Linked DNA regions of Homo sapiens: region 1 is linked to region 2. A link is an interaction called in ENCODE POLR2A ChIA-PET data of the cell type or tissue named here. Cell type or tissue: GM12878. All regions are shown on one strand. Links, peaks and the distances in the headings refer to the core of each region. The heading gives the core; the rest is flanking DNA. Region 1 overlaps TULP4 (TUB like protein 4). Region 2 has its middle 41 kb from the start of TULP4.

What was found. ChIA-PET counts read pairs that join two places held together with the same protein. Peaks named below come from ENCODE experiments on the same cell type or tissue, not always from the same donor. Only the 100,000 strongest peaks of a DNase experiment are listed, where the experiment ranks them.
Region 1: POLR2A ChIA-PET joins it to region 2 with 8 read pairs; 2 of 35 experiments call an interaction of 5 or more read pairs at or near these places.

Annotation. Positions count from the first base shown.
Region 1 is chr6:158,444,628-158,449,020 of GRCh38, forward strand. It overlaps TULP4 (TUB like protein 4), which reads left to right. Exons shown (of 14, transcript NM_020245.5): 4 at 4,369-4,393. Among named protein-coding and RNA genes, the nearest start is that of TMEM181, 110 kb to the right of the region's middle. In GM12878, for the core only: no CTCF peak of the experiment used is centred there; no DNase peak of the experiment used is centred there.
Region 2 is chr6:158,269,439-158,273,831 of GRCh38, forward strand. It overlaps a transcript of TULP4 not described here. Among named protein-coding and RNA genes, the nearest start is that of TULP4, 41 kb to the right of the region's middle. In GM12878, for the core only: no CTCF peak of the experiment used is centred there; a DNase peak (open chromatin) is centred at 1,843; H3K27ac peaks cover 1,392 bases.

The sequences.
Region 1 (4,393 bases), core at 245-4,244, 180 kb after region 2:
GCTTCCAAAATAGAAATCTTTTGAATGATTTTATATCCTGTCTTCTCCTCCTTTGGTTGTGGCTTGGTTTATTTTAAACTATTGATAATAATTGTGTTTATTTTTAAATAATTGCACCTAAAAATAGTTTAGAATGGAGTACATTGAAATAAAGAGATTATATGTGGATATCATTATTGCATTGCTTTGTGTGTATGTGTGTGTGTCAGAGTCTCGCTCAGTCACCCAGGGTGGAGTGCATTGGAGCAATCATGGCTCACTGCAGCCTCCAACTCCTGGGCTCCAGTGATCCTCCCGCCTCAGCCTCCCCAGGAGCTAGGACTACAGGTGCTCACCACCATGGCCTGATACATCTTTTTGTTTTTTTTAGAGGACAGGGTCTCACCTTGTTGACCAGGCTGGTTTCAAACTCCTGGCTTCAAGTGATCCTCCCATCTCAGGTTCTCAAAGTGCTGGGATTACAGGTGTGAGCCGTGGTGCCTGGCCGTGTTGCTATTAGAAACTGCCCTGCAGTGAGTATATACAAGGCTGCAAAGTAAACCAAACCCAGCGAGGCAGCCATTGAATTAGTATGACTTGACCTGTATGTGTCTACTGCTTATTTGGTCCTGGTATATGCATTACAGAGGGAGCATTGGCCCTGCCCATACCTGAAGCCTACAGTTCGTCACAGGAAACAGCAGGAAAATATGGGACAGAAATGTACATGATTCATCCTTGAAAGTGTTTTTGGGGGGTAGTTTTATGGGAGGATTTGAGAATTGGTTTATAAAGAAGAATGGAAGGAGATTGCTCCTTCATTTGTAGGAAAACTTGGGCAAAGATTTGGACAGAAATGTATTTATATTCATTGAGTCACTGAGTGAATGAGAACCTGGGAGTGCAGACCTGCCCTTGAGATGCTTTTGGTTTACTGGGAGACAGGCACGCAAAACCAGAACCAAGTTCAGAATGCTGTGGGGGCCGTGGTTAGAGCAAGATTAATTCTGTGTGGTGGGGCCCAGAAGCCTTCACACATGATGTCTGAGCACCTGCCATGAACCAGCTGATGTACTAGACATTGGAGATAAAGCACAAGCCTCAGTCCTTGCTTGATGGGGTCTGGTTGTGTGTGTGTTGCTCAGGAAAGGATGCAGTCATGCGTTTCATCTTAGACATGTTGACACTGAGGGCCTTTTGCACATCTTGGGGAGATGGCAGGAATGCAGTTGGATGTGAGAGTCTGGGGCTCAGGACAGAGGCCTGGGCAGGGAGTCAGCTATGAATGGGATCCTTGAGGCTACAGGCATGATTGTGGTTTCCTAGAGAGAAGAGGGCCTAGAGCCAAGCCTGGGGAGCACTAGCACGGAGAATTCTACAAACAGGAGCACCAGCCCACTTAGAACACATTCATTACTTGACCAACATTAGGGAGCAGAAGCAGCAGAGATTGATGCACTTGCCATATGTGTATTCGTTATTATTAGGCTCTCAATCTTGTTCTTCTGAAGTCCTTTGCTCACATAAGCTTTATCCCATTAAAAGTGATTAGGCATGAAAAGAACTTGTAATGGAAGAGATTTTTAAAAATCTGATTTTATGTTGTATCACTGTTCTTCAGTAATCTGTGACATACTTGTTCCAAAACAGAGTAACTTCTTCCATCATTGCTTGATAATTAAACTGTCAGTGCTGCGTTTCCCATTTTTTCCAATCTTAATAGTGTTTTTGTCTTCCTATGGGAACTGTAGTTGTAATTCATTAATGGTAGTGGATTTGGGGCCTGCCCTTTTTGTTCTGTTTTTCTTTAGTGTGATACTAAACTCTGATAACTTAATCAGTCCTTATTCAGGAATTATATGTATGTTCTTTCATCTGTCCTTTCTTCTCTAAAATGGAAAAATGAGTATTAATTCAAAAGACCTTTCAATGCAGAGTCATTTCCTCCCTTTTGCAAATACTCCTGTGTGTTGTACATCATGACAGGGCCTAGGGAGGTACTGTTGAGCAAAGCTGATGTGGTTCAGGTCTCAGCTTGGGCTGCTATAATAAAATACCACAGACCAAGGGGCTTAAACAACAGACATTGAGTTCTCACAATTCTGGAGGCTGGCCAGCCTCAGATCAAAGTGCCAGCCAATTTGGTTCCTGGTGGAGGCTGACTCCTGGCTTGCGTTCTCCCTGGGTCCTCACATGGCCTTTCCTCAGTGCTTGGGTGTAGCGAGAGTGCTTGCAAGCTGGGGTCTCTCATACTCTTCTTATATGGGCGCTAATCCTATCGTGGGCGCCCCACCCTCACGACCTTGTCTAAACTGAATCATCCCCCAAAGACCTTACCTCCAAATACCATCAACATAAATTGGGGAGGCGGGGAGCTCATAAACATTCAGTCCATAATAGTCCATCGCCTCAAAAGTTTATAGTGTAACTAGGGGTCAGACAGAAATCACACAATCCCACAGTAAAGGGATGAGAATAGTGATAAGTGTGGCAATGGGTACAGCTTAGTTAAAGTTATAAGAAGTCATGTTTCATATTTATTGTTATTGAAAATTGCTCACCAAGTACATTAAACATCTGCCTCTTCCAGGATTTCAGCAGGTCCGTGACCCATGCTCCGGTGTCTTGACCCTACGCCTGTGTCACATGAAGGCTTTGTAGACATGCTATCAGATAGTAATTTTTTTTTTGACAGCTAAAATTTCACCTTTTTCTAAAATGAATTTCATGGTGTTCCTAGTAGTTATGTCTTTCCTGAAAACAGCATATAGTAATGAATTAATTGCTGCGTCTGGAGGCAAATTGTTTTAGCCTTTTTTAGTATTCATTCATTAAAATATAGATCATATTTAAAGGAATATTTGATGAACAATTTATTCTAAAATAACTGAATTCTGTGAACTTTCTGCAGGCAGTCTCTTAGTCATCAGTATTTATATCCTAAAATTGCCTTTTGCTTGTCACTGACTTTAGTGCATTCGTTTAGCAATAAATATTTACTGAGTGCCTGCATTGTACACAAAGCTCTGTTAGGTGCCACATAGCTATGGACTGTCTCTCCCCCAAGGAGCTTCACATTAAAATCTCAAGCAAAAAGAAGCAAAAATTGAAAAAGCCTTAACCAGCTCTCCCTTTGGGTAAATTCTAGCCTTTCTAGTCAGACAGCCTTGGCTTGATCACTTAATGCCTTTGTCAGCTTACTTGGCCTCTCTTAAGTTGCTCGTGTGTTTGTAAATTGGAGATAACTTGCATGATTGTTGCAATGAGATGCTGACGGATAGACAGATCCCATTAGACACAAAAGATGTAAAGTTTTTAATGGCAACCAATGCAGAAACTGCAGAGACCATCACACAAAGCAGAACATAATGCAATGTGATGCACCTCGGTGGAGGTCCTGCTGCCCAGGACCCAAGATTCCTCTCAGGATGTCCCACTGGTGGCACCACTAGTGTTGTTGGTTGGTTGGTGGCGGCAGGGGGGATGTTCAGCAGCTGTGAGGTGCTCCTTTGCTGCTGTCATGGAGGGGCGCATTCAGCCTTCCTCTATCCAGATTGTTCTTTAGCTCTGGCCATGTACCTGTCTGTATTACCCAGCATGCTCCTGAGTATGTGCTCTGAGATGGGTGAGGCCAAGGAAGGTGTCTGAGGAGCAGCCCTCAGCACACTGTGGTAGCAAAAGCCCACCTGGGCCACACCAGCAAAACTAGCGCCTAACTCATGGTTTTGACAATTAATGAGGTAGAGCTTTCAGCATAGTGTTTAGTGCAAAGTAAGTACTTAATATTTTAATACCATGACTACATCCTTAAATTAATTATAAATTAATACATTAATACTATTATTATTCTCAGTGAAGTAAAACATTCAACATTGGAAATAAAACATTGTTTCAGGAGCATCTTCTTTTCCAAATATGGTTATATAACATGCTTACATAACCCAATGTATTTTCTCTTTGGTCAAACATAAACCTAAGCTTTTTCTTCTAAATTTGAGAAAATAATAACAACAAATCTCTGCTGCTTCTTCGTTTTCCAGAAAAGTAAATGAATATTTTCCTAACTCCTCTCCTCCAATCAAAAATACAAAGCAAAACCCCTGCAAATAGTATAACAGAGATTTTGCTGGTATTATTTGAAAACGTTCATGCAATATAATATACTCATTCTGCTGTTAGTCACATTTCAGTATTAAAGGACTCAAATTGTTGCAGGAATAGCCAGCAGAGGTTCTACTTAACATTTTGTGTCACTGTGCTGTTGTTACTTAACTAGCTATTTTTAGTTCTAAATGTATATTGTCTTCCTAAAACAAATCGAGGCAACAAGGTGTGCCAGAAACTGGCCCTTGCTGCCACTTGGTCAGAGGTCCCCATCCTGGATTGCAGGTGCTGTTTGGCACGGCCGATGGGC
Region 2 (4,393 bases), core at 108-4,107:
TAAGATGCAAAGTGGGCCCTTCCTTAGTAATGGAGAAATCATTAGCATTCACATACAAGGCCATTCAGCAAGAATTCGTTGCCATTTGAGATTTTGATAGACTTTAATTTTGATCAGAGATAATTTTAACCTTTTTTTCTCCGTGATTCTTCATCCCTGATTTCCAGATGGAATCAGGGTCAATGATAATTGTCTCTGCATATTTCTTTAATAATCTATTTTATTCCAGATTTTAAACATTGCTTAATGGGTAGAATATAAATGAAATTGCAAAAGCAATGTCCAACATTTATTTAGCACTTTACTATGTGGGCAGGTAATTAAGTACTTGACATATGTTTATTTAGTCTTCCCAACATTCCTACTTCTTGGGAAATGAAGGTGTTTGAAAAGTTACCCAGTCAGGTGGTGGGAGAGCCAGGCCCGGTGCCCGGCAGTCTTGCTGCTGAGCTGCTGTCACTGTTCTGCCTTTGTGGTCTTCACAGGGTTGCTCCCTTTATTCCGTGTTCCTTAAGCCCATTTTATTGCTTCTAGATCTAGGAAAAAACAAAAACACTGAGTTTTTGAAAAGGCTAATTGTTTTAAAGTTAAATAGTAAGTGTCAAATGTACAGCATTCATATCTATTAAATATACGTTAATTCTACTCTGTAGCAGTAAGACCCTTTCCTATCCAGGCAGTATAATTAGATCTTCTATATATCTTTAATAGCCTTCTATTTATCTTAAGAACTCTGGCTTAATTTTCTCTTGGATTATTATAAAGTCTTCATTATTGAGATATTTTTGTCAGTAAATTGTCCTTACTTGGTCCAACTTGGAGCTCTCTTTCTTTGTTTTGCTCTTGCATCATCATCTGAAGACCCTACCTTGGCTTTATCCTGCCAGGGACCGGTCATTCCAGCAAGATTCTCTCAACTCTGCTCCACAGCACTTTTTTGGCTCTTGATTACAGGATTTACCTTGTAGTATTGAAGTTGGTTTATTTTGCCCATCTTCTCTCACTGTGTAGGGTGCTTCTCGGGGCTAGGGACTGGACTTCGATGAGTTTTGCATTGTCAGCACCCGGCCTGTTCGGCCTGTGGTGGGCACTCACTAAGTGTCTCTGGTACCGGGGCCGGTGATGGGCACTCAGTTAGCGTCTCTGGCCTGAGTGTTGCTTGGCTGCTTTCCTGGTTTGACACTGCACTTTAGACTATTGCAGCTAAAATTAACACACATCATCTGTTGATGTGATGCTTGCCTCCTTTTAAGCTTTTCTCAAGCTTTCAAAATTTCTTCCTGAAGTTTTTCCTTCACAGATGAAATTGCTCCTGAATTAGAGGTGATTTACTCCAGGCTTCCTTGTGCTTAAATGTGGCAACTTTCAAGGCTGCCTTCATTTTTGCCTCAGAGTTTATAAAGCAGCTTAGTGTGAATAGATGCTGTAGGGCCGGGCACAGTGGCCCATGCCTGTAATCCCAGCACTTTGGGAGGCTGAGGCAGGTTGATCACCTGAGGTCAGGAGGTCAAGACCAGCCTGGCCAACATGGTGAAACCCTGTCTCTATTAAAAATACAAAAATTACCCAGGCATGGTGGCAGGTGCCTATAATCCCAGATACATGGGAGGCTGAGGCAGGAGAATGGCTTGAACCCAGGAGGTGGAGGTTGCAGTTAGCCGAGATCGCGCCACTGTACTCCAGCCTGGGTGACAAAGTGAGACTCTGTCTCAAAAAAAAAAAAAAAAAAAAGATGCTGTACTGAGTTTATTTAATATAAGCAGTTTTATGTTAGTCACTGCTCTGTTGAGTTTTGTTTCATTTTCAATTGTTGCTTCTCATGTGGTAATGAAGAAAGCATTTAAAGGCCAAGTTAAGTGGGTGCCTAACCAAAATAGGTCCAGCTTCCTCAAGTTGTGTCATGACTTGTTGATGAGGAGGAAGGGCAAGGAGACATCTAACTCTCACAGGCTTTGTCTCTTGTAGCTCAGATAGGGTTTCTTTAATCCATTTTAGAATTTTTTTTTTTTTTTTGAGATAGGTTCTTGCTCTGCCACCCAGGCTGGAGTGCAGTGTGCCATCATAACTTGCTGCAGCCTCAAACTCCTGGGCTCAGGCGATCCTCCCACCTCAGCCTCTGAGTAGCTGGGGCTACAGGCGGGTCACCACATTTGGCAAATTTTTAAATTTTTTGTAGAGATGGGGTCTCACTCTGTTCCCCAGGCTAGTCTCAAACTCCTGAGTTCAAGCCATCCTCCTGCCTTGGATTCCCAAAGTGCTGGGATTACAGGCATGAGCCACCACGCCTGGCCCCACATTAAAAATTTTGAAACGGTAGCTTTGATTCAGGTGTAACTGTCCTCCTAAAGAAAAATAAAATGTTCTGAGAAGTTTTAGTTTAAAGTTGGAAAGCACTGAGAATAAATCTGTTTTGGGGGAAACATTGAAATGCTACGTTTGAAAATCTGTAGAATTTGCTTCAGGTGAGACAAAGGATGGGGTAAGTCATTGAAAGGACTCACTGGGACACATGTGCAGTGGAGGGTTTAAAAGTATTTGCGGAAAAATATTTAGAACGTTTAATTTCTAAATTAGAAATGTATGAGTGAATTTAGGGGGAAGGGGCTGGTTAAGTACCCAGGGATTGGTTCCACAGTTGCTGAGCATACACTGTCACCAAGTCAGATGTGGCTACTGTCCTCGGGGAGGTGACAGGTAGAGGAGAAAGCCTTATCCACTAGGTTTTAATTCAAGGTGCCAAGGACCATGTGATGTGGCAACAGGTGCATTTCAAGCATAAAGAGGTGGAATTTTTCAGTTGGGAATTACCAGTGGTCACCAATGTTTTTATCATCAGATTCTTTTTATATTTTCTTTCTTCCTCCCTTCCTGCCCCAATGGCTATGATCTTATTACTAGCCAAGAATTGTTGTTCAGTACAAGATAATGGTATTAATAGCTCGTATTTGTTTTTTATGCTTAATGTGAGCTGAATGAGGGAGAGGCTGGAGCTGAAGAAGAGGATCTGGCAGTGAGTGCTGTGGAACCTCAGCATCCCAGGCCAGCCAAGGCAGAGGAACAAGCAGAGGAGACAGAAAGAATCACAAGGGAGGAGGAAACTATCAGGAAGTTCCTTTAGAGAGCTTACAATTAACTCACTGAAATCCCTCCACAGCTGCCTGAGATAGGTTTTGTCATACCTCCATTTTACAGTTGGGGAAACTGAGACCTTGAGTAGTTAAGTAGCATAGCTCTAATGCAGGAAGTAGTCATTGACAGACCCAAGATTTGAAGTGAGGCTGTCAGCCTCCTGAGTTCCCCTTCTTAATCACTACTGCTTTCCAAGTTTCTAGAGTGTTTCAGTCAAAAACAAATGTGACAGTTAGGTTTGTGTAACTTTACTATAGTAGATGTGTAGTTCTCAATACATACTTTATCTTAGCTAGAAGGCTAAGGAAACGATCAATATGTGTTTTAAATATTGAAAAAGAGCTTATGGACTTTGATTATTGGGTTTGTAGATGCATAGAGATCTCATGACCTGGCTTTGGGAATCTGGTCCGATCTTGTCATTTTGCCTTTGGCGAAAGTGAAGGCCCTTGTTGAGGGACCTACCCGACACTTCACTGGAGCTTGAGCCTGGGTCTCTTGAGTCCAAGGACAGAGTTTTTCCCATTGTACTATGATGTCCTTGGAATGTGTGTTCTTCACACAGACAGTGTTGCCAGTGAAAGTTAGGGAAAGTCAAAATGGGTAAGATGCTAAAAGAACAGATAAGCTTCAGGAGCCACATCCAATGTCTTCATTGAACTGGACCTTTCTGCAGGCCCTCTCTTTGCTCAGGTGTTGAGACTCCCCTCTCTGTTGGTTTCCTCCTCCCTGTTCATTCTTCCTTCTCACCCTCCTCTGCTGGCTCCCTACCTTTATTTACCTGACGTGGGGTTCCACAGGGCTCACCACTAGAGCCTTTCCTCCATCCTCATCCTCCCTCACTGGGCTTAGTATGTTCTGTAGTTCTGTAGTTAAAACTGACCTTTATGTCGATGACACTGACTTATCTCCAGTCTATACTTTGACTCCGAGGTTCAGATGCAAGTGTCCAGCTATTTACTTGACCCTGCCATTTGGATGTCTCCTAAACATTGCAGACTCAACATGCCACATCTGCTCATGGCAACTCCATGCCCTGTCCCATTCTTCTTCAGCTCAATTACTGCCACCACCAATTGGGAATTATTCATAACTGTAATAGCTGACACTTACTGAGAGTTTATTATGTGCCGGCACTGCCTCAAAAATATTACACGAATTAACACAAATAATCTGTCTGGTCCTAACAATAGTACCATGAGGTAGGTTGTGGTAATAGTGATAGCTAATATAGCTCCTAGTATGTACCAGGCACAGTTTTAAG